5 separate regions of the Homo sapiens genome follow, and all the other regions are linked to region 1. Evidence: chromatin loops called from intact Hi-C (ENCODE). Cell type or tissue: PC-9. All regions are shown on one strand. Each heading gives the region's core, and the rest is flanking DNA. Links, peaks and the distances in the headings are about the cores only.

Evidence for each region. Hi-C counts contacts between places; a loop is a spot of excess contacts. Peaks named below come from ENCODE experiments on the same cell type or tissue, not always from the same donor. Only the 100,000 strongest peaks of a DNase experiment are listed, where the experiment ranks them.
Region 2: it touches region 1 in a loop (2.4-fold over the local background); 13 of 110 quality-filtered maps call a loop at or near these places.
Region 3: it touches region 1 in a loop (2.8-fold over the local background); 2 of 110 quality-filtered maps call a loop at or near these places.
Region 4: a loop joins it to region 1, with 3 times the contacts of the local background. A loop is called at or near these places in 17 of 110 quality-filtered maps.
Region 5: a loop joins it to region 1, with 7 times the contacts of the local background. A loop is called at or near these places in 11 of 110 quality-filtered maps.

Annotation. Positions count from the first base shown.
Region 1 is chr6:27,684,129-27,690,179 of GRCh38, reverse strand. It overlaps TRI-AAT2-1 (tRNA-Ile (anticodon AAT) 2-1), which reads right to left and starts at 1,992; the gene lies at 1,919-1,992. TRT-AGT2-2 (tRNA-Thr (anticodon AGT) 2-2) reads left to right here and starts at 5,412; the gene lies at 5,412-5,485. RefSeq lists silencers at 1,746-2,025, 5,390-5,529, an enhancer at 2,186-2,265 and a cis regulatory region at 1,518-2,906. In PC-9, for the core only: CTCF peaks have their summits at 2,400 and 2,605; DNase peaks (open chromatin) are centred at 1,899, 2,229 and 2,559; H3K4me3 peaks cover 1,807 bases; H3K27ac peaks cover 385 bases.
Region 2 is chr6:27,545,138-27,551,188 of GRCh38, reverse strand. It overlaps TRQ-CTG2-1 (tRNA-Gln (anticodon CTG) 2-1), which reads left to right and starts at 3,366; the gene lies at 3,366-3,437. TRS-TGA2-1 (tRNA-Ser (anticodon TGA) 2-1) reads right to left here and starts at 5,500; the gene lies at 5,419-5,500. RefSeq lists a silencer at 5,353-5,482 and enhancers at 5,583-5,632, 5,653-5,792. In PC-9, for the core only: no CTCF peak of the experiment used is centred there; DNase peaks (open chromatin) are centred at 2,608 and 3,418; H3K4me3 peaks cover 2,549 bases; H3K27ac peaks cover 1,879 bases.
Region 3 is chr6:27,211,431-27,217,481 of GRCh38, reverse strand. TRR-ACG2-2 (tRNA-Arg (anticodon ACG) 2-2) reads left to right here and starts at 3,566; the gene lies at 3,566-3,638. It overlaps TRR-ACG2-3 (tRNA-Arg (anticodon ACG) 2-3), which reads right to left and starts at 2,309; the gene lies at 2,237-2,309. It also overlaps the pseudogene RPL10P2. RefSeq lists an enhancer at 1,839-2,339. In PC-9, for the core only: CTCF peaks have their summits at 2,527, 2,733, 4,137 and 4,340 (motif pointing left); DNase peaks (open chromatin) are centred at 2,241, 2,641, 3,571 and 4,191; H3K4me3 peaks cover 2,881 bases; H3K27ac peaks cover 1,185 bases.
Region 4 is chr6:27,605,733-27,611,783 of GRCh38, reverse strand. It overlaps TRL-CAA2-1 (tRNA-Leu (anticodon CAA) 2-1), which reads left to right and starts at 6,039; the gene lies at 6,039-6,051. In PC-9, for the core only: CTCF peaks have their summits at 2,120 and 2,320 (motif pointing right); a DNase peak (open chromatin) is centred at 2,663.
Region 5 is chr6:27,309,892-27,315,942 of GRCh38, reverse strand. It overlaps POM121L2 (POM121 transmembrane nucleoporin like 2), which reads left to right and starts at 3,670. Exons shown (of 1, transcript NM_033482.4): 1 at 3,670-6,051. The coding sequence starts at 3,773. LOC105375107 reads right to left here and starts at 3,774. Exons shown (of 3, transcript XM_011515048.2): 1 at 3,751-3,774; 2 at 3,329-3,620; 3 at 2,207-3,098. The coding sequence starts at 3,774. The coding sequence ends at 2,731. RefSeq lists a silencer at 3,319-3,613. In PC-9, for the core only: CTCF peaks have their summits at 3,090 (motif pointing left) and 3,093 (motif pointing left); a DNase peak (open chromatin) is centred at 3,072; H3K4me3 peaks cover 1,173 bases; H3K27me3 peaks cover 257 bases.

The sequences.
Region 1 (6,051 bases), core at 1,026-5,025:
TATATATATATATACACACACACACACACACACATATGCACACACACACATATATACATATATAATATTCATGCACACACATATTTTTGTACTCTAGTTTGTTACTTAACATTATTTCCTTCATATCTTTTCACTAGAGACAGCGGATTGCCACACCGAAGAGTGAGAGATCAATAAATGTTTGTTGAAATTATATATAATTTCCTTTGATTATTGTACAGCTTGGGAGCCCATATTCAAACCTCTTTGATGATCATATGGTCTAGGAAAGAAAGTGCTTTGTTCACCTTATAAGAGAAAATTAAGGGTATCGTCTTCACCACCCTCTTTCCTACGATGAAAAAGCCTGTACTTTGTACAGTGGACAAGAAGTATCTATATTCAATTCCTGGCTAGTAGGATCAACTCATTTGAAAATAAGCTGATTTTTTTTTTTTTTCAGATGGAGTCTCGCTCTGTCGCCTAGGCTGGAATGCAGTGGCATGATCTTGGCTCACTGGAGCCTCGGCCTCCCTGGTTCAAGCAATTCTCCTGCCTCAGCCTCCCGAGTAGCTGGGACTACAGGCGCGTGCTGCCACACCCGGTTAATTTTTGTATTTTTAGTAGAGACAGGGTTTCACCATGTTGGCTGGATGGTCTTTATCTCCTGACCTCGTGATCCACCCGCCTAGGCCTCCCAAATAAGCTCTGCTTTTAACAGTGTACAAAGTTGAAAAGTGCAATTTAAAACATCTAAGATACATTAAGAAAAAGTGTAAATGCAGAACAACGAGTAAATAACTAAGCTCTCTTTTGTGTGAAAAAGAAGAAAAAATAATCAATATAAATGCAGTATTTAAATAAAGAAACCCAGTAGGGATATATGAGAAATTAAGGACAGAGTTTACCTATAGTAGGTGGTGGTGAGAATTGAGCTGATGAAGAATAAAAATGGAAGGAAAGGCCAGGCAGCGTGGCTCACGCCTGTAATCCCAGCACTTTGTGAGGCCGAGGTGGGTGGATCGCCTGAGCTTAGGAGTTCGAGACCAGTCTGGCCAACATGGCGAAACCCCGTCTCTACTAAAAATACAAAAATTAGCCAGACATGGTGCTGCACGCCTATAATCCCAGCTACTCGGGAGGCTGAGGCAGGAGAATAGCTTGAACCTGGGAGACAGGGGCTGCAGTGAGCCAAGATCGGCCCACTGCACTCCAGCCTGGGCTACAGAGCAAGACTCTGTCTCAAAAAAAAAAAAAAAAAAAAAAAAAAAAAAAAGAAAGAAAGAAAAGAGAACTTTTTACTATATCTTTTTAAATTGTCTTTAAAATGTTTCTTTGTATAATAATAAGGTGTTATTTATTTTTTAAAAAACTCTTAAATTAGAAAAATATTTTTAAAGGTATGTATCCTGTTCACATTGGAATAAGCGTTCAGAGTATATAAAACAAAGATCTTTGTCATTGTTATCGTTGAAGTTTTTGAAAATTTTTCTTTCTCACTTTATAATCTTGTTTTCTCTTAGACTGAAATGAAGAAAACGGAATGACCCAGCATGAGTGATACAAACGGTGGGTGGTTTTACATGCGTTTTTTTTTTTTTTTTTGGAAGTAATCAAATAATTCAGTATTTTACTCCAAGAAAATTTCCCCGGGGCAGAGGAGGACAAAAATCACAAAAGCCTCCAACCGTAACGTACCTCTGTCACTGTAAGGTGCCTATAGCCCCTTTGTTTTACGGGTAGGATGTGGGTATGCCTTGGAGGCAGCGGAAAGAAACGTCCCCGTTCAAATTAACCGCTGTCGAGTAAGCGAGGGCGCACCAAATTCACAGATCCGTTTTCTCGGGGCAAAGTTAAGCCTGGAGAAACACACAGGTACACGTTTAGATCGATGTCTGGGTTACTATCCATTCTGGTGATAAAAGCCACAGAGAATACTTGGCCAGTACGGGGATCGAACCCGCGACCTTGGCGTTATTAGCACCACGCTCTAACCAACTGAGCTAACCGGCCGGATGACAGGATGCCTTACTTCCACATTATAAGCTACTATCAAACGGCATGCTTTGTGGAAATTTATCTTCGAATAGATAATCACATTCATTCTGTTTCCCAGTTTTCCTTCACCCGGGCTGGGAGTGGCGGAGCTCCACATTGAACACCAAAGAACCCTGCTTCTTACGGGGAAACAGTTTTTCTTAACCTGCTAATTCTGATCCGAGAAGATTCAAGTCAACGTTTCCAATCGGGGCTTCCTTCCTCCTGCCTGGGGCGAATCCGAAGTTGCATCCAAGCTTGAGATCTCGGCCAGCGGATCGGGGAACCGTTGGACCACGGAGCTGTCTCAAGGATGAAAGGACGCGGCTCCCGAGTGATGGTTGCAGAGTCCTCTCTGTTCTTGGAGACCCTTCCAGACAGGTCGGCTCTTCTCGAAGCCTTCGGGATCCGGAAACTGCACCCTCTCCCCGCCTAGCCTCGGGTGGTTCCTCTGTCACTACGACCCTGAAGTCTCAGCGGCGCTTCCCAGGCCTGTGGCTCCGGGCTCAAGAAAGTCACACACTTGCCGCTGCAGTTCCCGTCCCAGGACAGCTAGTGGCGCTCGGGCGCGGACTGCGGTTCGCTGAGACAAAAGGACGGTGGGGACAGCCTCTCTTGAGCATCTGCCCTCACCTCCTCCCTGGACAGAACCAAACCCCCAAAACAATAATAGGGATTACGGAGCCAGCGTGTTTACGAAGTAAGGGCCATTATTTGCGGGGGAGAGAAATCCTATGATCTGAAAAGGGAGGAGGAGGCGAGGCCCGGATTCGACAACTCAGAGGAAGCAGGCGTGAAACATTTGCCCCTGAGAGGTGCCCCGCTTCCAGACGGAGCCTGATGCTCTTGCTGGCAGGTGACAACCCAGGAAGGGGCCACTGGAGCAGCTAATTCATGATTTACTGTCTGTTTTTTGACAAGTTTCTACTTTCCCCCTCTTCCTACCACGACTGTTTCTGTTAGTTAAGGGTAGTAATATTTTCAAAAGTTAATTGGCCTATGTACATTTTAAATGCCCTCCTTATGCCCTCCCCCTCTATTTAGACGTATATGCATACACTTATTTATATATATAAATTGTAAAGTCTTATCTTGGATATGCACTATTAGTATATGTGTTTAATGCTTTATATTCATGTCTTCGCCTTAGAAATGAGAATCATATCCTTTGACTAGACAAATTTGCCATTTATTTTCTAACTTTACATTTCAACTCTTTGAATATGAAAAATTAAAATTAGTTTAACATCATAAATAATAAATCACATTTTCGTGTCCTTCAGCTCCTTTCACTAAAGTTGCACTTTTTTTTTTTTTTTTTTTTTTTTTTTTGAGACGGAGTCTCGCTCTGTCGCCCAGGCTGAAGTGCGGTGGTGCGATCTTGGCCCACTGCAAGCTCCGCCTCCCAGGTTCACGCCATTCTCCTGCCTCAGCCTCCGGAGTAGCTGGGACTACAGGCGCCCGCCACCATGCCCGGCTAATTTTTTGTATTTTTAGTACAGACTGGGTTTCACCGTGTTTGTCAGGATGGTTTCGATTTCCTGACCTCGTGATCCACCCTTCTCGGCCTCCCAAAGTGCTGGGATTACAGGCGTGAGCCACCGTGCCCGGCCCTATTTTATTTTTGTTTATTTAATTAATTTATTTTTTGACAGAGTGTCGCTCTGTTGCCCAGGCTAGATTGCAGTGGTGTGATCTTGGCTCACTGCAAACTCCGCCTCCCGGGTCAAGCGATTTTCGTTCCTCAGCCTCCCGAGTAGCTAGGATTACAAGTGCGAGCCGCCACGCCAGGCTAATTTTTGTATTTTTAGTAGAGACAGTGTTTCATGTTGGCCAGGCTGGTCTTGAACTCCTGATCTCAAGTGATCCGCCCGCCTCGGCCTCCCAAAGTGCCGCGATTACAGGCGTGAGCCACCGTGCCCGGCCTGTACATCTTTTTAATCAACTAGTAGATGTCTTCGTTTGTTTTGTTCTGTAGTGAAAATGCTCAAAGTTTGTGGCACAGATTATTATTATCATTGTTGTTTTACTAGGACACTTGTTATGGTAAATGATTCCTGAAAGACTGGGCCACATTTAGACTTACTTTGACCTCAAGAGACCACCGTAGGCATCAGTCACTTGCTTTTTGTCATCGGTCAGTTCCCTAGGAAACAGACACTGAGATGGCGATTTGTGTGCGGGAAGTTCATTGGGGACGCTCTCAAAATCAGCATCTGTGAGAGGGTGAGGTGAGCAGGACTGAGAAAAGACAGAAGCTGAATTCAATACAGGCGCAACATACGTCCAGCCCATCTCACAGGTGTATATAAATCTGGAATGGTCCTTCACAAATGTCCTTAATTATAGTGGGGAGGCGGGAAGGGCAGACCTATATATTCCTCCATCAACAGTCATGGGATTTGAGCTGCTCCAGTGGTGGGGTGTGACTTGGAGCAAGTGACTTCCCTTCCACTGAAGGTAGGTTCCAGAGTCGGACCCAGACATGAGCCATCAGTAGTTAATATTCCTGTAGTTGAGGAATGAGTGCCACCACCTGGGCGTGGGGGGCCCGGGTGGTGAATCTACACTTGATCTTAGCCAAACGGCCGAGAAGCGATAGGAGGGGGGGATCTGATAGATGCACCACATATCCTCATAGTTCTTTTCCTACAGCAACCACGTGTCAGACATGTGCTAATCTTCCACCAATAACCCCTGCTTCTCCACACTAACAGAGAAGAGAACAGGTGTGGTTAAAACAAAATGACGGTTAATAAAGAGTCAATTCATTTTTCCTTTGAGGTTCAGCAAAAGTCCCTACCTGGCCACCAGAGCCTATAGTGAGTCTAGCGGTATCCATGTTGGAACAACTTTTCTTTTCTTTTATTTTTTTCTTTTTCTTTCTTTTTTTTTTTTTTTTTAGACAGAGTCTCGCTCTTGTCGCCCAGCCTGGAGTGGGAGTGCAGTGGCATGATCTCGGCTCACTGCAACCTCCACCTCCCAGGTTCAAGCGATTCTCTTGCCTCAGCCTCCTGAGTAGCTGGGATTACAGGCGCCCGCCACCACGCCGGCAAATTTTTGTACTTTTAGTAGAGACGGGGTTTCGCCATGTTGGCCAGTCTGTTCTGGAACTCCTGACCTCAGGTGATCCGCCCGCCTCAGCCTCCCAAAATGCTCGGATTACAGGTGTGAGCCACCGCGCCGGGCCGGGACAACTTTTCAAGGGGAAATAGTCATTTCAATCCAGCCTATGAATTAATCCTTTCAAAATAAAATTATTTGGTTTTCACTGAGACCTGAATGTCTATTTTTGTTGTGAAGTCACCTAACAAACTAGTTGCTGGGATTGTTGCAAATTACGGAAGTGTGAAATAGTTTTCAAGTAGTATACGATCGAGGGCTTTCTCGGCTGTGGCTCCGTGGCTTAGCTGGTTAAAGCGCCTGTCTAGTAAACAGGAGATCCTGGGTTCGAATCCCAGCGGGGCCTTGATTTCTGTACCTTACACATTTTGTAATTTCACCCGGTGCAACTGAATTTACACCCAATAAATGCTGTAATACTCAGGCTTTTAAAAGCCTTGCTAGAAAACAGGAGGTACATTAGGCGAGAAGCGGGAAATGCCAACAGTTTCATGGCAAGCATTCCTAATTCATGATAACTTTAAGACACAATATTTGTCCTATTGTAAGGCTAGGTAGCCTAGCATAGCTGAGGTTTGCTCCTTTGTCCTACCGTTCGAGAGCAAGTGATGCAGATTCAACAGCTTTAGAAATAGGCCCTTTTGGCCGGGCGAGGTGGCTGTCGCCTTTAATCCCAGCACTTTGGGAGGCCGAGGCTTGCGGATCACCTGAGGTCAGGAGTTCCAGACCACCCTAGCCAATATGGCAAAACCCCGCCTCTACTAAAAATACAACAGTTAGCCGGGCTTGGTGGCAGGCCCCTATAATCCCAGCCACTCCGGAGATTGAGGCAGGAGAATCGCTTGAACCCGGGAGGCGAAGCTTGCAGTGTGACGAGATGGCGCCACTGCACTCCAGGTTGGGCGACAGAGA
Region 2 (6,051 bases), core at 957-4,956, 140 kb after region 1:
GTACTATCTTTTTATGATAATGAAACAAGATCTCCTAGAAATAAAGAATAAAGTAGCAGGGGAAAAGAAAAACATTTAATGAAAAATTTGGAAGTTACAGTTTAGAACTACTTCAAAAACAGTAGGAAAACATCAAAGATGGAAAATAGTAGTGGAAAGAAAATTGAACAACCCATTCCAGAGATTCAATATCATCTCATTACTGGGAGTTCCAGCAAGACAAAGGAAAAATGGAGGATAATTTTACCAAGAAATATAAGAAAAATTCTCAGAACTGAAGGACTTGAAGATCTAGACGGGAAGGATTGCCCTTTATGACTAACGCTTTTAGCATCAAGTCTAGAAAATATTTCCTTGGGTCAAAGTCATAAAGATATTCCCCGATGTTGTATTCTACAAGCTTTGTTTGCTTACTTTTATATTCAGATCTACAGTCAATCTGGAAATGGCTTAGAGGATAATGTGAAAGAGGTAAATTTAATTTTTTTCCTTGTAGATAATTATCTGATCACTTTTTTTTTCTTTTAGATATTCACCATTTATTCAAAGACTGGATTCTACGTCGTGGTATTGTCTATCTTTGGGCAATGTCATGTTTTTAAAAATTATGTTACCTTTCTATCTTTCTGTTTGGTAAAGTAAGTCTGCTAACTTTGCTTTCCTTTTTCAAGATGAGTTAGGCTACTTTAGTCCTTTTCACTTCCATATTATTTTTTAATGAGTTTATCAATCTCTTTCCAAAAACCTGATATTATTGTTACTAAAAATGCAGGGGAAATGGGGACTTATTGGTTAACAGGTATAGGGAAGATGTAAAAATTTCTGGAGATAGATGGTGGGGATGGCTGCACAATAATGCAACATACTTAATGCCACTTAACTGTACACTTACAAACGGTTAAAGTTATAACTTTTATGTTTTGTGTATTTTATCACAATAAAAATCAAAAAAGATAAAAAGATGGCCACTTTATTGACGTTGTTGATCATCTCTATTTCGTATTAATGTCTGTTGTTTGCATTAATAATGCATTAATATCTGCTCTTTGCCTCATTATTTCTTTCTCTAAAATTCTCTTGGGAGTAAATTATTGATTGGTCACTAATTTCATGTAATACATGCTTAGATCACTAATCTTATTTTATTTATATACTATAGTATTTAAGGATTTCTTAGTGCATTTCTAGCTGCATACTACATATTTTGATATGTACTATTTTTATTATCATTTATTTCAAAATAGGTCCTAATTTTGATGGATATTTTTTCTTTAAACCATGAATTATTTAGAAGTGTTTTTATCATTTTGCAAATAAATACAATTTTTAATTTTTATGTTTTGATTTCTGACACAGTTTTATTGCTGTGAAATAATAGCATGTATCTAACCCTGTTATGTTTTTGGAGCATTGCTTTATGGTCCGGTAAAATGTCAAATTTGAGATAATTCGATGTATGTTTGAAAAAAGTTTGAATCCTGAAGTCGATATGTGCACTGTTCTCTATATATGTATGTTATATGAACTGCATTATTTTGCTTTACAGTTATTTTCCATTTATGCTTTTATTAGTTTTTCAGAGAGGCATATTACACTAAAATATTACACTATAATTGTGGTTTTATCTGCTCCTCCTTTTACTTCCATGAACTCCTGGATTTTTTTTTTCTCCATCTCTTTTTTTTTTTTTTGAGATTGAGTCTCGCTCTGTTGCCCAGGCTGGAGTGCAGCGGCGCGATTTTGCCCAGGTTGGAGTGCAGTGACACTATCTCGGCTCACTGCAACCTCCGCCTCCTGGATTCAAGGGATTCTCCTGTCTCAGCCTCCTGAGTAGCTGGGATTACAGGCGTGCGCCAGCACGCCCGGCTAATTTTTGTGTTTTTAGTAGAGACGGGGTTTCACCATTTTGGTCAGGCTGGTCTCGAATTCCTGACCTCGTGATCCGCCCGCCTCGGCCTCCCAAAGTATTGGGATTACAGGCGTGAGCCACCGTGCCCGGCCTCTTCATCTCTTTATGTCCTAGAAGCCAGAAATTCTGGATGGAGAATGACTTATGTAACAGCTATAATTTGGAAATCCCGGACACTACCTCCAAATGAGCAACTGCAATAAGAAAAGCCTAGGAGAAAAAAATCTTGAGTTCAATTTTTACAGGCTTTAGAATATCCACTGGGACTTTAAATAAATACTGTTACTTAGACATACTTTTACATGTTTCCTTCCTCAAAACAAATTATGAAAATATAATTCAAATACAATTTATCTTATGAGAAACTCTGGATGATGCTGAGTAGAAGTTGCAGTAAAGGTTCCAATCAAACCCTGCTTTAAAATGAGCCTCGTTCTTTTTTTTTTTTTTTTTTTTTTTTTTTGAGACTGAGTCTCGCTATGTCGCCCAGGCTGGAGTGCAGTGGCGCGATCTCAGCTCACTGCAAGCTCCGCCTCTTGGATTCACGCCATTCCCCTGCCTCAGCCTTCCGAGTAGCTGGGACTACAGGCTCCCACCAACACGCCCGGCTAAGAGCCTCGTTCTTAACCTAGCTGACTCCACCTGACCTAGAAATGGCTGTCTATAGTCTCCCAAAATTGTATCATCATAACCTCTCCGAGACCAGGGAGACACAGGGAACCGGTTTGACCAGAATTATAGCTTCATGCGTGGGTGCAGATTTGCCTCCAATTTACAATATTGAGGTTAGTGAATCACGCAGCCTCAATTTAAAGAGTTTTTTTTTTAGCAGCTTTATGCTTAATTTCACTTGAGTAATTTTTTTTCTTAACTGTTACAACTAGTTTTCCTGATAGAGAGAAGGCCAAATTTAAATAATTCTCAGTCGATCGCACGGAACCTTCAATTATTTTGTGAATTCCCTGGAATCAAGATATTAAAGGTTGTTTTCCTAGAGGCAATAAACCTGATAACTCACCTATGTGGAGAAAAATATCCCGTGTCTGAAATTGAGTAGAGTTGCAGATAAGACATGAGTTCTCCAAGACTTAATTTCCCCGTTTTTATGGGGGACTAGAAGCGTCCACTTAATCTAGCTTTTAAGCATTAAATTGCAGAAAGCATAGAAGAAGTTCGGTCCAGTTCAGGTACGTATAAAAGTCGCTCAATTTTTCTTAATGAAGAAAGCAAGGCTCAGGACCACCAAGTTTCTGAGTTAATTGAGGGTTAGGGGAAAGGGAGACTTTATGGATCAATGTAATCGGCAAAAATAAATAAATAGATCCCCCAGGGTTTTCTTTGAAAGGGTGTTCTGAGTGGGCATAAACTAAGGATTTTTGCTTTGATACATTAAATGCGTTTAGTAGAATGCCTATAACCCAGCATGAGCAATATTTGGGTGAAGCGTACCAAGAGGGGTTCCATGGTGTAATGGTTAGCACTCTGGACTCTGAATCCAGCGATCCGAGTTCAAGTCTCGGTGGAACCTGCTCGAAGATATATGTATATATCCTCTTCCTGGACCTTTTGTTTTCCCCAGGGAAAACGCTCTCTACATAAATTACCAAAATCAATTTTCGGCCTGATATATTCCATGAATTCCTACAACTCCCGATAGCACACTTGATCTTAGTCAAACGGCCTAGAAGCTATGCAAGTCCCAATATATCTGCCTCTGGGTAAGGAGGCGGAATAGAATCCACTTTCCGGGATCACAGCTCACTACAGCCTCGACCTCCCCAGGCTCAGGTGATCTCAGGTAGCTAGGACGACAGGTGCGCCCCACCACAGCAGCGAAATTTTTGTTTGTTTGTTTTTTGGAGGGAGACAGGGTTTTCGCTGTTATGCCCAGGATGGTCTCGAACTCCTGGGCTCAGGCTATCCTTCCGCTTCTATCTCCCAAAGTACTGGGATTACAGGAGTGAGCCATCGGGCCCGTCCTGAAGGGATTGTTTCTTTCAATAATTTGTGAAGTCCACGGAAACATTTTGTCCCCTGAACATGATGGAGGAAGTAGGAAGTGCTGATAAACAGAATCTGCTCTTTGGGTCTTTATGCAGGAGAGCAGAGATTTTAATTACTACGAATGCAAAATCTGGGCAACTTTGTAATTCTTTCCTTTGTAGAGTTGTTTTTCTTTTCTTTTTTTTTTTTTTGTCGTTGTTGTTTTTACCTCACTTACTTCTAATATATGCAGCATAAGTACAATTTCTCTCCATCTCTGTGGCGAAGATAGTCTTTTACCTTTCTGTCAAACCAGTCGTACTGTGCATCCAAATGCTGTTGGCTGAAAAAGTATTTTTTGCTATCAGGCTTTAGTGTTCAGTAGCTTAAATGGTCTAATGTTGGCAAGCTCTTTATAAACTGTTAAGAAACACCCTACTCAAAAACAGACAAACTCCCGTAGACTGATGAGCGGTACGCCCTGCATCAAAGTATCGTATGCAAATCTGTGATTATTGGCAGTGTCATCTCTGAGAAACAGATAAATAAAGTTTATTTACGATAGATAGATAGATAGATAGATGGATAGATAGATAGATAGATAACTCAAGCGTCAAACACCCCATGGGCAGCAATATTACACCCCAGGCTAAACCCAGCGGCTTAAATCATACCACTTTGTGGACTCATTACCAGTAGAGACAGGATGAAGTCAGAATAGTGAACCAACTCTGAATGATAGGAGGTAGGTGGTGTTAATTCCCAGTACAGGTAGAAGACTGAGACGCCTGTTGGGTGCCGGGGTCTTGGAGCCAAAATCAAGAGATGAATTCAAGTTACAACTTACTGCCCTCTCGCTGTGAGACCTTGGCCATATGTATATGCCTGTGGACCTTCCAGTCTGTATAATGACTATGTTGTGAGGATTTACAAATTATAAGCCATGTAAAGACCTTGATGGTGATGTGTAGTAAGTACTTGAAAAATATGACCTGCTATTTATCCGTTTTGGGTACTAATAAATCTAACCCTGAATCTGCTAACAACTTGATAATTTGGGGGGTGCCCCCAGTGGAATTTACAAAACTTGAATTCACGACCCCATCTGGAAGTCCTCAGTTAAAATATCATTTCATTGTGCAGCATTGGGTAGTTTCTTCATCTGTAAAATGCAGATAAAAATATGCTGTTGGTGCTTAACTCATATCTTGGAACGTACTAAGTATTTAATGAAAATTACCTGTTAGTGGTAAAGCTTTTTGTGAATCCTGACTTCTTTTGAGTTGACAGTAGTTATGAGTATACCAAGGCGCTATTTGGTGCAGGAGAGGCTGAAGTCTTGCTGGCTGTGATCACAGGGATATATACCAGTTTTGAAGTAACGGCAACATAAGGTAGTCTCCATTCACTGAGTAAAGAGGATATTATCTGAATATGCAGTGGGAGGATTGTGTAGGAGAGCAGCAAATGGAGTACAAGAATTTGGGTAAGTTTTGAGGAAAGGCGGGAACTGCACCTGGTAAAACCGTAGTCGGCAGGATTCGAACCTGCGCGGGGAAACCCCAATGGATTTCAAGTCCATCGCCTTAACCACTCGGCCACGACTACCTACCTACGCCATCGCTGACGGCTGGGGTGAACTTATAATGGTTGAGTGGAGCGCTCGGAAATAGTTGGTCTTCAGTCTCGTCAGGGCCTCTGCTCACGAACGAAAGAGCTCATTCAGAGCACATCAATAACCAGAACATAGTGCATAGTGTTGCAATTCAACACAGGACTCCTAGACAAGCGACTCAAAGTTTCTGGGCGCTGGAGCTTGCCCGCTAGCTGCTGAAATCCGCGGACACCACGTTCACACCTAATTCTCACGAACCCGCAGAAAGGGAGTATTGAATTGAGAGTCCAAGCAACCTCAAGCCTCTGAATACCCATGGGAGAAGCAACGGGAATTAAATGAAGGCACGAGAGTGGGGGGTCATCTGCGTTTACGTACAGTTAAAATCTAAATCAGGAGCTTCTTCGATGACATTCAACTGACTTACTCTTCCGAAGGAACGGCTAAAACCGGACTGGAGCGGGCGTGCTAGCTGAGGAGGGAGCTTGTTTCTGTCCTAACTGGAAAAGATGACTCTGAAGAGGTCTCTGACTCTTCAGGTAAA
Region 3 (6,051 bases), core at 1,085-5,084, 470 kb after region 1:
TATACCAAAAATAAATAAATAAATAAATAAGAAATTAGCCGAGCGCGGTGGCATACTGCTGTAATCCCAGCTACCCGGGAGGCTGAGGCAGGAGAATCGCTGGAAATCGGGAGACAGAGGCTGCAGTGAGTTGACATCCTGCTACTGCACTCCAGTCCAGCCTGGGCAACAGGGCAACACTCCGTCTGAAAAAAACAAAAAACCAAAAAAACAAAAACAAAAACAAAGTAAAAAAAAGAAAAAAGAAAAATGTCGGTCGGTCGCGGTAGCTCAGGCCTGTAACCCCTGTACTTTGGGAGGCTGAGGCGGGCGGATCACTTCAGTTCAGGAGTTCGAGACCAACCTGACCAACATGGCGAAACCCCGTCTCTACTCAAAATTTCCTTCCTTCCTTTCTACTTTTTTGTTTTGTTTTGTTTTGTTTTGTTTTGTTTTTGGCGGGTTTCGCTCTTGTGGGCCGAGCTGGAGTGCAGTCGCGCGATCTCGGCTCCCTGCAACCTCTGCCTCCCGGGTTCAAGCGATTCTCCTGCCTCAGCCTCCCGGGTAGCTGGGATTACTGGCGCCCACAACCACGCTTGGCTAATTTTTGTATTTTTAACAGAGACAGGGTTTCACCACGTTGGTCAGGCTGGTCTCAAACTCCTGACCTCAAGTGATCCGCCCGCCTCGGCCTCCCAAAGTGCTGGCATTACAGGCGTGAGCCACCACGCCCCGCCTAAAAATACAAAAATTAGCCGGGGGTGGCGGCGGACACCTGTAGTCACAGCTATTCCGGAGGCTGAGGCACGAGAATGGCTTACACCTGGAGGCGGACGTTGCAGTAAGCCGAGATGGAGCCACTGCACTCCAGCCTGGGCGACAAAGGGAGATCCAGACTCAAAAGAAAAGAAAAAAAGTCGGTAGGTCAATATTGTTTTTTAAATTTGGATTTAAAAAATTAAGATATAATTAACATAACATAAAATCCAACTTTTGAAGGTGTACAATTCACTGCTTTTTAGTGTATTCACAGACTTGTGCAACTATCACCATTATCTAATTTCAAACCATTCTCATCATCCCAAACAAACTCCGTACTCATTCCCCTCTTTCTCCAGCCCCTGGCAAATATTAACACTTTCTACCTTTACAGATTTGTCTATTCTAGACATTTTCTATAAATTGAATCATACAATATGTAGCTTTTCGTGTTTGGCTTCTTTTCCTTAGCATAATATTTTCAAGGTTCATTCACTTTGTAGCACGTATTGTAACTTTATTTTATTTTATTTTATTTATTTATTTTGAGACAGTGTCTCGCTCTACAGCCCAGGCTGGAGTGCAGTGGCGCCATCTCGGCTAACTACAACCTCCACCTCCCGGGTTCAAGAGATTCTCCTGCCTCAACTTTCCGAGTAGCTGGGATTACAGGCGCGCATTACCATGTCTGGCTAATTTTTGTATTTTTAGTAGAGCCATGCTTAGTAGAGCTGTGTTGGCCAGGCTGGTCTCGAACTCCTGACCTCAGGTGATCCGCCCTCCTCGGCCTCTCAAAGTGCTGGGATTACAGACGTGAGCCACCATGCCCGGCCTAGAACTTTACTTCTTTTTGTTGTCGAATGTTTGAATTTTTTGAGTTGTCTTTCCAGAGATCTCTTTGAACCAACCCATTTCTCAGTATCAGTTGGGAAAAAAAAAGAAAGGGGAGATTTAAAAAATGCAATTTCCAGGCCGGGCGCGGTGGCTCACGCCTGTAATCCCAGCACTTTGGGGAGGCCAAGGAGGGCGAATTGCCTGAGATCTGGAGTTTGCGACCAGCCTGGGCAACACGGTGAAACCCCTGTCTCTACTAAAATACAAAAAATTAGCCAGGCCTGGCGGCGTCAGCCTGTAGTACCAGCTATTTGGGAGGCTGAGGCAGGAGAATTGCTTGAACCCGGGAGGCAGAGGTTGCAGTGTGCCGAGATGCAGCCAGTGCGCTCCAGCCTGGGCGACAGAGCGAGACTCCGTCTCAAAAAAAAAAAGAAAAAAAGCAATTTCCGAAGAGACTTAAGGTCTCAAATTTCAGTTTGATACTTAACTTTAAACCAGACTTAAAGGTCACGATTGTGATGTGCAGCAGTACGGTGCAAGGTGAAGAGCCAGATCAGATGAATTTTCTTTCAAAGGACTTTAAGAACCGGTTTCTGTCATCAGTTTGAAAACACACAGGATATTTTTCTTAAAAAAAAAAAAAAAAAAAGCCAAGATTAACACCCGAGCCAGCCAGGAGTCGAACCTAGAATCTTCTGATCCGTAGTCAGACGCGTTATCCATTGCGCCACTGGCCCTCGGTTGCGCTTTTGACTACTGGCCACTCAGTCTGCGTCTGTCGATTATCTATCATTGATGTACCCGCTTTTTGTTTTTGTTTTTGTTTTTTAATGAGACAGAGTCCTGCTCTCTCGCCCAGTCTAGAGTGCACTGGCGCGATCTCGGCTCACTGCAACCTCCGCCTCTCGGGTTCAAGCGATTCTCCTGCCCCAGCCTCTTGAGTATCTGGGATTACAGGCGCGCGCCACCACTCCCGGCTGATTTTTGTATTTTTAGTAGAGACGGGGTTTCACCATGTCGGCCAGGCTGGTCTCCAGCTCCTGACATCAGGTGATCCGCCCGCCTCGGCCTCCCAAAGTGCTGGGATTACAAGCGTGAGCCACCGCCCCCTTGTGTCTATTGCACTTGTGAAAGCTTCATTAATTTATGCAGTCGGTGCATCTGCTCATTCATTAAATAATTTCATTTTTTAAACATACTTGTGTTGGATACTGATGCTTTGTGTGGAACAGTGATCAGAGATCCAAATACTTTAAAAATTTTGAGATAATGAAAAAGAAAATGGAATACTTTCTTGAGGTACACATCATATGTTTTCCATTTCATTCTCCAAAGAACCATAACAAAAGAAACATAACCAAAGAATCCTTACAGAGAAAATAATTTCATACTTTATGCAACAGAAAAGACATTAAGAAACATCTCCCAGGCCGGGCGCCGTGGCTTACGCCTGTAATCCCAGCACTTTGGGAGGCAGGTTGATCACTTGAGGTCAGGAGTTCGACACCAGCCTGGCCAACATGGTGAAACCCTGTCTCTATTAAAAACACAAAAAATTAGCCTGGCGTGGTGGCGCGCGCCTGTAATCCCAGCTCATCGAGAGGCTGAGGCAGGAGAATCGCTTGAGCCGGGGAGGCGGAGGTTGCAGTCAGCCGAGATCGCGCCACTCCACTCCAGCCTTGGTGACAGAAGGAGACTCCGTCTCATAAAGAAAAAAAAACGAAAAGAAAAGAAAAAAAGAAAGAAGTGGGCACATCAAGTAAACAAATGTCAACGACAGTAACTCTATTATGTACATGATGTTCCAAAGCAGAAAATTTCTTTATAAATATAAATATCTGAAGGGAGTGAAACTTATTTAAATTGACCACAAAGACAATCGCGCTTTGCTAGAATCCACAGTCTTGTTCAATGTACGCCTGGTTGTATTGCAAACCAACTATTTTCTTAGTGATCCTAATGAAGAATAGATAATCGAGAGACCCACAACGACGGGCCAGTGGCGCAATGGATAACGCGTCTGACTACGGATCAGAAGATTCTAGGTTCGACTCCTGGCTGGCTCGGAGGCTTATTTTCTTCCCCCCCCCACACACGAATTCTCGCTCTTGTCCCCCAGGCTGGAGGGCAATGGCGCGATTTCGGCTCACTGCAACCTCCGCTTCCCGAGTTCAAGCAATTCTCTTGCCTCAGCCTCCCGAGTAGCTAGTAATACAGGCGCCTGCCACCACGCTCGGATAATTTTTGTATTTTAAGTAGAGACGGGGTTTCACCATGTCGGCCAGGCTGGTCTCGAACTCCTGACCTAAGGTGATCAGAGCGCCTCGGCCTCCCAAAGTGCTTGGATTACAGACATGAGCCACCGCGCCCGGCCTTTTTTTTTTTTTTTTTTTTAATTTTTAAAGAAAAATATCATCCTGTGTGTTTTCCGTTTTTTCTTTTTTTTTGAAATGGAGTTTCGCTCTTGATGACCAGGCTGGAGTTCAATGGGGCAATCTCGGCTCACCGCAACCTTTGTCTCCCGGGGTCAAGCGATTCTCCTGACTCAGCCTCCCGAGTAGCTGGGATTACAGGCATGCGCCACCCACGCCTGTCTAATTTTGTATTTTTAGTAGAGACAGAGTTTCTCCATGTTGGTCAGGCTGGATTCGAACTCCCGATCTCAGGTGATCCGCCCACCTCAGCCTCCCAAAGTGCTGGGATTAGAAGCGTGAGCCACCGCCCCCTTGTGTCTATTGCACTTGTGAAAGCTTCATTAATTTATGCAGTCGGTTCATCTGTTCATTCATTAAATAATTTCATTTTTTAATATACTTATGTTGGATACTGATGCTTTGTGTGGAACAGTAGAGATCAAAATACTTTAAAATTTTGAGATAATGAAAAAGAAAATGGAATAAAATACATTCTTGGGGTATACATCATATGTTTTCCATCTCATTCTCCAAAGAATCATAACAAAACAACCATAACCACAAAACCATTACAGAGGAAGTAATTTCCTCTGTAATTATAAGACTCTATGCAACAGAAAAGATTTTAAGAAACATGTCTCAGGCTGGGTGCGATGGCTAACGCCTGTAATCCCAGCACTCCAGGAGGCCGAGGTGGGTGGATCACCTGAGGTCAGGAGTTCGACACCAGCCTGGCCAACATGGTGAAGCCCCGTCTCTACCAAAAACACACACAAAAATTAGCCGGGCGTGGTGGCACATGCCTGTAATCCAGCTCGGGAGGCTGACGCGGGAGAATCGCTTGACCCCGGGAGGCAGAGGTTGCAGTGAGCCTAGATCGCGCCATTGCACTCCAGCCTGGGCAACAAGAATGATACTCCGTCTCAAAAAAAAAAAAAAAGAAAAAGAAAAAGAAAAGAAAAAAGAAAGAAAGAAACATCTTCCTTCCCCAAATTAGGTAAATTGATATAATAATTCAAGAAAGGTAAACATTTTGGCTGGGCACAGTGGCTCACACCAGCACTTTGGGAGGCCTAGGCGGGAGGATCGCTTAAACCCAAGATTTAGAGAACAGCCTGGGCAACATAGCGAGACACGGCGCTGCTCCCCACCCCTCCCCCGCCCTGCCCGTCTCAAAAGAAAAAAAATGGTAAACATTTTAACAACAAAATTCATTTAGCAACCTAGAAACTTGGAGTTAATATAAATATAAAGTTAAATTATAACAGTCATCATTAGATAAATTGGCTAAATATTATTTAAGGACTCAATGTAGGCGAAATAGGCATGTGAAAATGCAAAAGTATTTATAAACGGGGGTGGGTGGTCCTCTCCTCTGAAAGTGAGAAGCTCGGTAGTTTTGGGCCCCATTGCAGCCACAGTGCACAGCGCCTTTATCCCGACTCCTTCCTTGTAGCCTTGGCTAAGTTGTGTATCCGCCTTTTGTCTCAATTTCCTCATTTCTATTCACTGCTTTTTTTGTTGGTTTTGTTTTTTTGTTTTTGCTTTTTTTTTTGGACAGGAAGTAGGATTTACGGCGAGTATTAAGAGGAGGCAGCACAGTGGAAGCCCTCATGAATGCAAAGCCCTCCCTTGTCCAGAGGGCCACGATCGGGGATGTACTTGATCCCACAGCCATCTGGGATGAGCTGCTTCTCAGCCACCATGTCTTCAAATTCATCTGCATCGAACTTGGTGAAGCCCCCCTTCTTTGAAATGTGGACCTTCTGGCGGCCAGGGAACTTGAACTTGACCCTGCGAAGGGCCTCAATCACATGCTCCTTGTTCTGCAGCTTGGTGCGAATGGACATGATAACTTGGCCAATGAGAATCCTGGCCACAGTGCCCTGCGGGCTTTCCAAAGGCACCTCCCATACCTGTTTGGAGCCTGTCAGTCCCAGCACAGGACAACATCCTGTTGATGCAGATGACGTGGAAGGGGTGCAGCCGCACTCGGATATGAAAGCCATTTTTGCCACAACTTTTTACTATGTACTTATTGGCACAAATTTGGGCAGCCACCAGG
Region 4 (6,051 bases), core at 643-4,642, 78 kb after region 1:
TACTCGAGAGGTTGAGGCTGGACAATTGCTTGAACCCAGGAGGCAGAGGTTGAAATGAGTGGAGATTGTGCCACTGTACTCCAGCCTGGGCAACAGAGTGAGACCCTGTCTCTAAATAAATAAATAAATAAATAAATAAATAAATAAATAAAATAACTGAAACTGGGTTCAAAGAGCTTGGAAAGTAAAGTGGTTAGGGAAGTTCATTGGCAAGAATGTCAGGGATTCTATAAATGAGGCATTTTATCTCAGTTCCAAGAAAAGTCAGAACAGAAGAGCAATTGGGCCATGAAGCTCACTTGTATGGGAAAGAGACTGTCTTTATAACCTGCTTAGGTAAATAAAGAGAAATAAGTACTTTACCATCCAAAGAGGAGGCTGATGGAGCCTCCAGCACATGATTATGGTGGAGGAAAGTATGCCTAGCTCTCTGCTTTCTGTAGATATCTAAACCCCAAATTTATATCCCACCCCACTCCAGGCCATGCTTGCATGTAAGGGGCAACTTGTACAGAATAGAGAAAAATTGTTAGCCCAAGCAGTCTGTAGTTGGTTCCGACTCCTCACACTTATATCACATAAACAACAAACATATGGAAAGACATGGAAGTTCTAATCATCCTCCAGAAGAACAACAAAGAACTCAAAGTTATCAGTGCATACAGAATGAAAGGTACAGAACAAAAGAATAGAGCAATAAAGTCATGCCCTTGGCTTCATCTTTAGACCATGTTTTGCTGACAATGCCTTGGGTCTGATGTTTTCCTAGAAGACTTTTTTTTTTTTTCCAGCTAATGTGCCGTGGCAGAAGCCTTTTCTTTTCTTCTCTCTTTCTCTCAGCAGAATCAAAGCCTTTTCTTAATTACAGCATTATCTGTCATCTTGACAGGCTGGTAATGAGAAGCAGTTTTATTTTTGAATATCCAACAAGTCCTAAAGTATTCTTTCTTTAGTTTATCTCCCTGCTCTCTTATTTTACTATAGGCAGCTAGAAAAAGCCAGGTGGCATCTTCAATATATTGCCTGGAAATAACCTTAGCTAAATAAGCAAAATCGTTAGGTATATTTTCTACTTTCCACATTTTCTTTCTTTCTTTCTTTTTTTTTTTTTTTTTTTTTGATATGGAGTCTCACTCTGTCACCTAGGCTGGAGTGCAGTGGCTTGATCTCGGCTCACTGCAAGCTTCACCTCCCGGGTTCATGCCATTCTCCTGCCTCAGCCTCCCAAGTAGCGGGGACTACAGGTGCCCGCCACCATGCCAGGCTAATTTTTTTTTGTATTTTTAGTACAGACGGGGTTTCACCATGTTAGCCAGGATGGTCTCGATCTCCTGACCTCGTGATCTGCCCACTTTGACCTCCCAAAGTGCTGGGACTACAGGCGTGAGCCACAGCTCCCAGCCTCTTTCTTTCTTTTTTCTTTTTCTTTCTTTCTTTCTTTCTTTCTTTCTTTCTTTCTTTCTTTCTTTCTTTCTTTCTTTCTTTCTTTTCTTTTTTCTTTCTTTCTTTCTTTCTTTAATTCATTAGGTATATTTTCTACTTTCCACTCTTTCTTTCTTTCAAATTCATTAGGTATATTTTCTACTTTCCACATTTTCTTTCTTTTCTTTTCTTTTTTTGAGACAGAGTTTCACTCTTGTTGCCCAGGCTGGAGTGCAATGGTGTGATCTTGGCTCACTGCAACCTCGCTCCTCACCCCCATCAGGTTCAAGCGATTCTCCTGCCTCAGCCTCCTGAGTAGCTGGGATTACAGGCATGTGACACCACACCCAGCTAATTTTGTATTTTTAGTAGAGACGGGGTTTCACCATGTTAACCAGGCTGGTCTCAAACTCCTGACCTTAGGTGATCCACCCACCTAGGCCTCCAAAAGTGCTGGGATTACAGGTGTGAGCCACCGCGTCCGGCCTACTTTCCACATTTTCACAACAGTGTTGCTAAACTTTCTGTCTCTAGATAACAAAAGTCCGGTTTCTTCCAGCTTCTAGTAACATTTTCCACACTCTCCATTAAGCATCACTGACTTTGGGACTTAGTGACAGGCAGCAGTTGTCTTCAGGTGTTTTTACTCATATTCTCCTCAAGGTCTTTTCAGTTTCCACTTGCTGTCAAGTCCCAAAGTCACATGGTTCAGAATTTATTAATTATGGCAGTATCCCATTTTTAAGTAAGAAAATCTGCATTTGCTTGTACCCATTCAGGATTTATTGCCTCTCAGCTCCAAATTCACCCTTTTTGCCTGCTTCGTGGAAATGAATCTTGAGTCCTTGGTTTTCTTTTGCCAATTGGCATTGAAGCTTTGTCAGTAGAGGGCAGTGGAGAGACATTGCGGAAGAAAGTGAGTTTTGCTTCTTTCTTCCCATGTATTACTTGGCCTGCTGCTTCCCCAGTGCCTAGCTCCTACATCACGCATGCCTTTCCCCTGCATCAGTCTCCTGCAGCACCCAGCAACAACTAATTTTCCCTGGCATCTTCTTTGAGTGTTTTGTAGTAGAGTGCCCTCAGTGAGAGACCTCTCCACGAAGAGCTTTTCAAGAAACCCTTGAAGATTAATTTCCAAAAAATTCCAGAGGACAGATTTCAAGCAAATTCTGCTGGCATAGCACCATGAGCATTTCTCTGCTATTCCGTGAGTCACAGCCATGCTCTCCCCAACAAGGTCTGGATCTTAGCCAGGGGTGGGGTGAGAGGTAGAGGGCACTTCTTTTAGTGCTTTGTTTCAGCCCCAGGTGAGGTCACTTCTATGTTCAAATAACTGTGTAATTTCTCTCTCCTGATTGCACCAAGACTGATACATACCTAACTATTGTTACATAACAAATCATACTAAAATGCAATGGCTTAACTTAAACAACAATTATCATTTATTCTCTCTCACAGATGTGTTGGTCAGGAATGTGAGCAGAAAACAGTGGGGACAGCTTGTCTCTGCTCCATGATTTCTTAGGACTCAACTGGAAGACTATAAGGCTGGTTGCTGAAGGCTGGGCATGGTGGCTCACACTTGTAATCCCAGCACTTTGGGAGGCCAAGGTGGAAGGATCCTTTAAGCCCAGAATTCAAGACCAGCCTGGCCAACATGGCAAAACCCCATCTCTTCAAAAATTTTTTAAAAATTAGCTGGGCATGGTGGTGCATGCCTGTAGTTCCAGCTACTCAGGAGACTAAGGTGGGAGAACTGCTTGAGCCCAGGAGGGTGAGGCTGCACTGAGCCATGTGCATACCATTGCACTCCAGCCTCGGTGACAGAGCAAGACCCTGTCCCAAAAAATGGAGGGAAGCTGGTGGCTAGAAATAATCTGAAGAATCATTCACTCACATGCCTGGCAGTTGCTGCTGGCTATGGACCGGAGGCCTTAATTTTTCTCCATGTGTTCTGCTCCTATGTCCTAGTTTAGGCCTTCTCAGAGCGCCATGACTGAGTTCTGAGGGCAGATGTCTTGAGAGAAAGCTGGTGGAAGCCTCTACCACGTTTTATGACCTAACATTGGAAGTCTTGGTGTATCACTTCCATCATGGTTACAGGCCTATCCAGATTCAAGGGAAGGGAATGTAGACCCCCACCCCTCAAGGAAATGTGTCAAAATTGTATTAAAATAAGACAACGTGTGATGAGATATGTTGGTGTGGCCATCTTTGGAAAATACCGTCTGTCTCAAGTATTTTTTTATGGCTGAACCCTAACCACTCAGAAGCCCCTATCACTTCAGATTCAATTTCTTCCTAACTTGTAAAGAAAGATTAGAGAAAATAAAATAAATATTAAGGAGGTTTTTAGAAAATATACTGCCCAGAAGTTCATGAAACATTGACTATACTGTGCCTCACAAGAAGCAGTGTATAAAAGACAATTGGATTAAGACATATTTCAGTTGCAATTTCAGATTCACATTACATTTTTATATTATTCACTGTCAGGTATCCCAATTTTTTTTTTTTTTTTTTTGACACGAAGTCTCGCTCTTGCTCCCCAGTCTGGAGTGCAATGGCACGATCTTGGCTCACTGCAACCTCCGCCTCCTGGGTTCAAGCGATTCTCCTGTCTCAGCCTCCCGAGTAGCTGGGATTACAGGTGCGTACCACCATGCCCAGCTAATTTTTTGTATTTTTTAAGTAGAGATGGGGATTCACCATGTTGGCCAGGCTGGTCTTGAACTCCTGACCTCAGGTGATCCACCCACCTCGGCCTCCCAAAGTGCTGGGATTACAGGCGTGAGCCACCCCACCCGGTCTATCTCAAATATTTTTAACCTACATTTAGAGGTTTTCATTTCCACAGAAAATGTATACATAGACTTCAACAGGAATAGGGAACTACTAGTGCAAATATTCAACATGTGCATATATTAAAATATATACTGCCAATTTTGCATATGATTGAATTGCACTTAGTATATAGGAAAAGTATAGTTGCATTGAAAAGATTAAAATCTACAAACAGTAATCCAATTTTAAAAAGAGATGTTTCCCGTTTAATTTTAGAGTAACAGATGAGGAAATTACAAATTTAAAAATGATAACTCTCCAGGCCAGGCGCGGTGGCTCACGCCTGTAATCCCAGCACTTTGGGAGGCCGAGGTGGGCGGATCTCTTGAGACCAGCCTGGCCAACGTGGTGAAGCCCCATCTCTACTAAAAATACAAAAATTAGCAGGGCATGGTGGCAGGCGCCTGTAATCCCAGCTACTCGGGAGGCTGAGGCAAGATAATTGCTTGAACCTGGGAGGCGGAAGTTGCGGTGAGCCGAGGTTGCGCCGCTGCACTCCAGCCTGGGCAATAGAGCGAGATTCTTCAAATTTGTGTACCATCCGTTTAGGCCCTTATAGTTTAATTATAGAAACTCAGTGGCACTCCTTGCTACTAGAATTTTAAATTGTTTCTCTCTTTCACAGTTCAATCCTAGAAAAACCATTGCAACAAGGTTCTTTTTCTTTTTCTTTCTTTTCTTTTTTTTTTTTTTTTGATGATTTCATTTTCACAGTCCTAGAAACGTATTTTTCAGTCATAAAATGTACACTCTTATCTTTAGAAATAACTGTTGCCGGCCGGGCGCGGCGGCTTACCCCTGTAATCCCAGCACTTTGGCAGGCCAAGGCGGGTGGATCACCTGAGGTCAGGAGTTCGAGACCAGCCTGGCCAACATGTTTAAACCCCGTCTCTACTTAAAATACAAAAAATTAGCTGGGCGTGGTGGTACGCACCTGTAATCCCAGCTACTCGGGAGGCTGAGGCAGGAGAATCGCTTGAACCCAGGAGGCGGAGGTTGCAGTGAGCCGAGATCGCGCCATTGCACTCCAGACTGGGGGACAAGAGCGAGACTTCGTCTCAAAAAAGAAATAGCTGTTGCCTCCCACAGTGGGTAATATTTGCAGAAAAGCATCTGAGAGCTCTAGAGAGAGGAGAGACAGGATTATCACTATAGAGCATAGGCGACCCTACAGGGCAGAAGACAGTGATGTTTACTGAACTGTGTAACGAAATGAAACATGTAAGGATGACTTCCGGTGGTGAAATCACAGTTCGGATAGTCTGAGGAGAAGGGGGAATGCCTAGAAATCCATGTACAGAACAGCCCCACTCTGTTGCTATGGCCTCCTCTTGTCCAGAAAAGTTCCCACTGGCCCTGGGGCAGCATCAAGTTGGAGCTACTGCATCAGGACTTAAGTCACAAAGAGCAAAGTGACCCCACAGGGTCAGGGTCGTAAGCAGAGGTCTATGCGAGTCAGGAGGCCTGGGTCAGAGGGAGAGGGCAGGGCCGAGAGCGGGGAGTTACTGGAGGAAGGGGAGAGGTGACGTGGAAACGTCTCCTTCATATCTTGTTCCTCAATTCCCATCTTGGTCTCCAGTACTGTAAGAATTATTCAATTCCGCACTAACAGTTGTATTCTTCTACCTTTCCATTCTGTAATCAGTGAGTTCGGAGCTCCTGTTTAGTCGGGCAAATTCCAGAGAGAACTTTTGCGGCTGGGATTCAGCCAGAAGGCGAGCCGTAAGCCGTGATTACTCATCATGTATAGTTTCAAGGATTTTTGTCACAGTGTCAGGATGGCCG
Region 5 (6,051 bases), core at 1,004-5,003, 370 kb after region 1:
TCTGTGTTTGATTTCTGATTTCATTCCATTGTGATCAGACAAACATACTTTGCATTATTTCTATCCTTTTCAATTTATTTGGATTTGTTTTATGACCTAGCATAGGATCTATCTCAGAGAATGTTCCATATGCTCTTGAGAAGAATGTACATTCTGCTGCTGTTTAATGGAGATTCTATAAATATTTGTTAGGTCTAGTTGGTTTATAGCATTCTTCAAGTCTTGTATTTCCCTACTGATCTATTTCTTAGTTGTTCTATTCATTACTGAAAGTGGGGCACTGAGGACTCCAACTATTATTTTTGCATTGTCTATTTTTCTCTTCATTTCTGTCACTTTTGTCGTTATGTATTTTGGTGCTCTTATTAATTGCATAGATGTTTATAATTGTGATATCTTCCTGATGGATTAGCCCTTTCTGTCCTTATTTGTCCCTAGTAACATTATTTGTTTTAAAGTCTACTTTGTCTACTCGTATAGTCATTACAGCTTTTTTTGGATGAAGTTTGCATGACATATGTTTTCCATCCTTTTACTTTCAATTTACTTGTATCTTTAAATGTAAATGGTGTCTTCTCTAGACAAAAGATAGCTGAATACTGTTTCTTTATCCACCCTGACAGTCTCTGCCTTTTGATTCAATTGCTTAATATATTTACATATAACATTATTATTACTGATATATTTGGATTTGTCTGGTATTTAACTTTTTATTTTCTGTATGTCTCATGCCTTTTTGGTTCTTCCATTCCTCCTATATTCCATTTTTGCATTAAGCAAATATTTTATACTGTAGCATTTAATTTCTTTGATGATTTTTCCACTATAAATTTTGAATTATTTCTTCAGAGGAAATAATTCAATAATTCCTAGGACTTATTTGTCATATACCTTATCAGAACACTTTCAGATTTATACTAACTTAATTCCAGTGAGATATAAAAATCTCAATCCCATATAGCTCTTTCTCCTATTTCTCCCTTTTAATCATATTATTGTTATAAATATTACAACTATAAATATTACAAACCTAACATTATTACAATTATTAATTTATATAATTTTATGTGTTTTAAATAAGGTGAGAGAAACAAAAGGAGAAAAAATTGTGTGTGTGTATATATATATAGCTTATTCTATATTAATCTTATTATTTATCATTTCTGGTTTCTTTATTTATTCCTATAAATTTGTCTTACTATCAGGAGTTATTTCCTTAGCCCAGTGCAGCTTTCTTCTCACCCACCTCCTTTGTGCTGTTATTAGCAGATATATTACATTTCTATACGCTATAGGCCCTCATAGCATACGGTTTTGTACATAATATGCATATTGTTTTGTACAATTACTTTTTGAATCAGTTAAGATAAGAACACATTTATACTGTCTTTTATAATTGCGTGATTACCTTTACCAGTGCTCTTGTTTTAAATGTGTGTTTGAATTACCAGATGGTGTCACCTTCAGTCTGAATAATTTCCTTTAGTATTTCTAAGGCAGGTCTTCTAACAACAAATTCTCTGTTTTTGTTTATGTGGGAATGTCTTTATTTTGCTTTCATTTTTGAAAGGTAGCTTTGTTAGATGTAGAACTTTGGGGTGACAGTATTTTTTGTTGAACACTGAATATCTTATCCCACTGCCTCTGGCCTCCATTGTTTCACATGAGAAGTCAGTTGTTAATTTGTTTAGGGTTCTTCTGTAAGTGATGAGTCATTTTTCTCTTGTTACTTTCAAGATTTTCTCTTTGTCTTTGTCTTTCAGCGCTTTTACTTGACATGTCTGTTTGTGGAACTCTTTGTATAATCCTATGTAGAATTTGTTGCGCTTTCTGGACATGTAGATTAATGTTTTTCAATTAGATTGGGAAGTTTTCAGCCACTCTCTTTGACAATTTTTTCTACTCCTTTCTCTCTTTCCTTTCCTAGTGCTTTCATTTTGTGTATGTTGGTGTGCTTAATGGTATCCCACATTTCTTTACCACCTCTCCTGCAACCACGGTTGCACTCTGTTTGCTATCTCTATTGTTTTGCCTTTTCCAGATTGTCATATATTTGAAGTCATATGTAGCCTTTTCAGATGGTTCCATTCACTTAGCAATATGGATTTTAGGTTCCTCTATATCTTTTCGTGACTTGATAGTGCATTTCTTTTTAGTGTTGAATAATATTCCATTGTATGGTTATGCCACAGTTTATTCATTTGCCTGTTGAAGGACTTCTTGGTTGCTTCCAATTTTTGGCAACTATGAATAAAACTTCTATAAACATTCACATGCAGGTCCTTATGTGGACATTCACTTTAAGCTCATTTGGATAAACACGTGGATTGTGGTGGTTGAATTGTATTGTAGGACTGTGTTTTAGCTTTGTAAGAAATTGCCATACTGTCCTCCAAAGTGGCTGTACCATTTTGCATTCTCATCAGTAATGAATGAGAGTACCTGTTACTCCACCTCCTCCTTAGCATGTGGTGTTTTGAATTTTAGCCAATTGAATGGTGTGTAGTAATATCTTACTGATGTTTAATTTGCAATTATGGTATCTTACTGATGTTTAAATTGCAATCAGAAGTATTTACTGATGTTTAGTTATATATAGCTAAATATTGACATATAGCATATGTCAATGATGTTTGGCATCTTTTTATACTGTTTACCATCTGCATATCTTCTTTGGCGGGGTTTCTGTTTAAATATTTTGCCCATTAATTTTTTACCTTATTATGAGTTTTAACATTCTATGTATATTTTGTATACCAGTGCTTCAGCAGATACATACGTATTATGCAAATATTTTCTCCAGTCTGTGGCGTGTCTTTTCATTCTCTTAACAGTGTCTTTCACAGAGCAGAAGAGAACAGGAGGTGGCCTGAGCAAGGGACTGAGCCAAGTGCTTGTGGAGGGCTCAGGTTCTGGGCCGTAAGATGCGATTTCCCATTCGCCCACTCCGGATCTCTGAGGCCACTCCTGACGGCAATCTGCATGAGTTCTCCAAGTGCGAATAGGAAGGAAACCTGGATTCGGCCGCTGGGAGACACAGGTGGATCTCAAAGGTGGCTGTGCGGCAAATGACTGACACCTACTGGCGGCGTCACGATCTGCAAAAAAAGAGAAACGCGGAAATCCTCAATCAGCTGCTTTCCCGACTGCTAGTGCCACAAATGCCATCCGGGCGGCACAGCCACCGGTCCAGATCTCCAGTCCTGAGCACCTGCGAAAGCCGCCCGCACTCACTCTACGGGGTGCGGATAGTGCTCCCCACTCAGACTCCGGGGATCCCGCGGGCCGACAGATCTGCGCCGGGGCCCTGAGCCGCCTGAGCCTGTACCTTCGAGGCCAGTAATAGTCGGAGCCTGGAAACTGTGCACCCACTCGATTCCAGCTCTGCGCCACTTGGTGAATCCGGACCACAGGGTCCCAGACAGCCGCTGCCGACGCCAGGGGCGAGGCGCAGTGAGCTTCCTCTCGAGTTCCTCTCCCCGCGCCAAGTACTGCAACTCGCTGCGGAGACAGCAGAGGTCTGACCGCCCCGCTGAGGTCTCAGAACAGCAAAGCAAGTTACTGGGACTGCCGAAGTCCCGCGTGTCCCCCGTTCCCGCGGGTGCCGGGCCTGGAGAGTGCTAAGCACCCTGAGACTCGCGCTTTCCTAGCGCGTGAATCCCAACCGTCAACCGAACACTGCGCTCTTCGACTCTGTCCGATTCTGCAGACGTCCGAAACCTCGGAAGCCAAAACCGTGCTTGAACTCACTGCCCGCGCCTCATCTCTCCTCATGGGCAGTTTCCTGAGCAAACTGGAACTTTCGCCCTCGTCCCCAGCCCAGGTGCGCACCGACTTGCCCGAGAGGCCCACGAAACGCCGGCCACCTCAGCCCCTTCACCAAGTTCATCGGGTTCAGTTCGTCCACCGCGCCCACCCTGCCCCACGGTATAGACCTGTGAGGAGGCGGCCAAACCTGGATCCTGCCAATCCAACCACGTGGCTGGCCAACGAGGCCTGGAGGCGCTTTCCCATGAAGAAGTCCCAGAATTCCCCCCTGGGGCCTCTCCCTTCAGACTGGTGGGAAAGTTACTTAAAGCGGACTATTTGGTCTCTTCGACATCCCAGGCCAATTTGGAGCCCAGTGACCATCAGGATCACTCCTCCTGACCAGAGAGTGCCCCCTTCCACTTCTCCTGAAGATGTAATTGCCCTTGCAGGACTCCCGCCCTCTGAGGAGCTCGCAGATCCATGTTCAAAGGAGACAGTGTTGAGGGCCCTCAGAGAGTGCAGAAAAGGGAAAGGGAGGTTGGAAGAACCACTATTCCCTGAGAGTCTGGACAGTAAGAGAAGGAGTCCAGAGACCAGACCATCGGCATTTAAGCCCCTGATGAAAAATGGAACCCTCACTTCTTTTGTGCCCAGGCCTGGGCCGCTGAAGAGAAGTCTCCACTCCTGGGGCTCAGATCACAGCTTGACTAAGAGGCCCAATTGCTCCTCCATGAGCTCCTTGGCCAGCATATACAGAGGTGGCACCCTCAGCTCCAAAAGGAATGCTATTGGCAGCTCTTACAGCTCTTGCAGAAATTTCTCAGACCCTTGGAAGAGAAGTGTTCCCAGTGTATCATTCGAGACACCAGAGTGGCCAATAAAAAAGGAAAAAAGTTGTCATCGGCCTTCCTCTCCAGTCCCACTGGTATCAGATTTTGAGTCCCTAGGAGGATCTGAAAGTTCTGGGCAGCAAAACCAGAAGATTCCACAGCTGCCGTCTAGCCCTGAGAACCTGGTGTCAGAGATCCCACCTCCCCAGCTTGGTTATGCAGTCTCTGATGAGAACTTGACTTTGGGGAAGAAAGCTGAGCTACAGGTAAGCAACAACGCAGGAGAAGATACAACTGAGGTCAACACAGACCCTTTCCCTGAGACTTGGCTTGCTATTCAGCCTTCCTTGTCTCTTGCTCTGCCTTCTTCAGAAACAGATCTAACCCAGGGAGCAAATCCTCAGTTGGAAAACTTAAGAAAAATGCAGAAGTCTCTAGGTCCACTGGCCTCTCCACAGTCCACGGGAGAGGCAACCAGTGTGGCCCATTCTCCTTTGAAGACACCCAGCCTACCGACCCCACCTGGGTGCTCACAGTCAGAGCTCCTTCCAGGCACCTCTCCAGACTCAAAGCCCACAGCTACTTTCATCCTGCTGACCCCCACCTCTCCCACATTACCAGTTACTGACACCACCTGGCCGCCTTCAACCTCTCAGGCTGACAGGTCTCCCATGCCCCCAGACCCACCTGCACCACCCACCATCCAAAGTACTTTGCTTGGAATGGTGAGTAGCCCAACATCCCATCTTTCTGCATCTGCACCTCCTGATGCAACTTCTGCTCACCTCATGTTAAAACCGATTTTGGGGCCCCTGCACAACAGCGAGATTGGAAGCTCCTCATATTCCAGAATTTCAGTCACAGCTGCAGCATCTTCAATCTCTTCCCTTTCCACAATTCAGGGTACCTTAACTCCTACCTTCAAGCCTATCTTTGGCAGCATAGATCCACTTAAAACTACGCCCATGATAGCTCCTTTCTCCTCCAAGCAGACCCCTCCTCCATTTACTCATGCTTCTACCCATCATTTCCATGGCCTGGTCAAGGCCACCTCTGTGGTCATGTCCACCACCCTAGCCAGCACATCTAAAGACTCTGTTTTTAAGCCACCTTTGGATTTTGGTGTAGTGAATGTCACCAGTGCCGTAGGCAACACTTATTCTGTCCCTTCCACTTGCGACACTTTCCTGCTTGGGACTGCTCAGGCCTTCAGGGCCGACTTCACCCCAGCCACAGGATTCATTTTCCCACCACACCACCATCCTACAATTCCTACTGTGCATACAGTCACCATGTTTACCCAGGTCCTTTCCAGTGTTGTACAGATATCCCCTAGAAGCAGCACTGCTAATTTCAGGGGTATGGGCAGCCCTCTGCCTGCCTCTGCCCTAGTATCCACAAACTGGCTTGCATCAACCCCCAGCATCTCCAACCTGACTCCAGCAATCACAAGTCCCTTGGGATCAAGCTC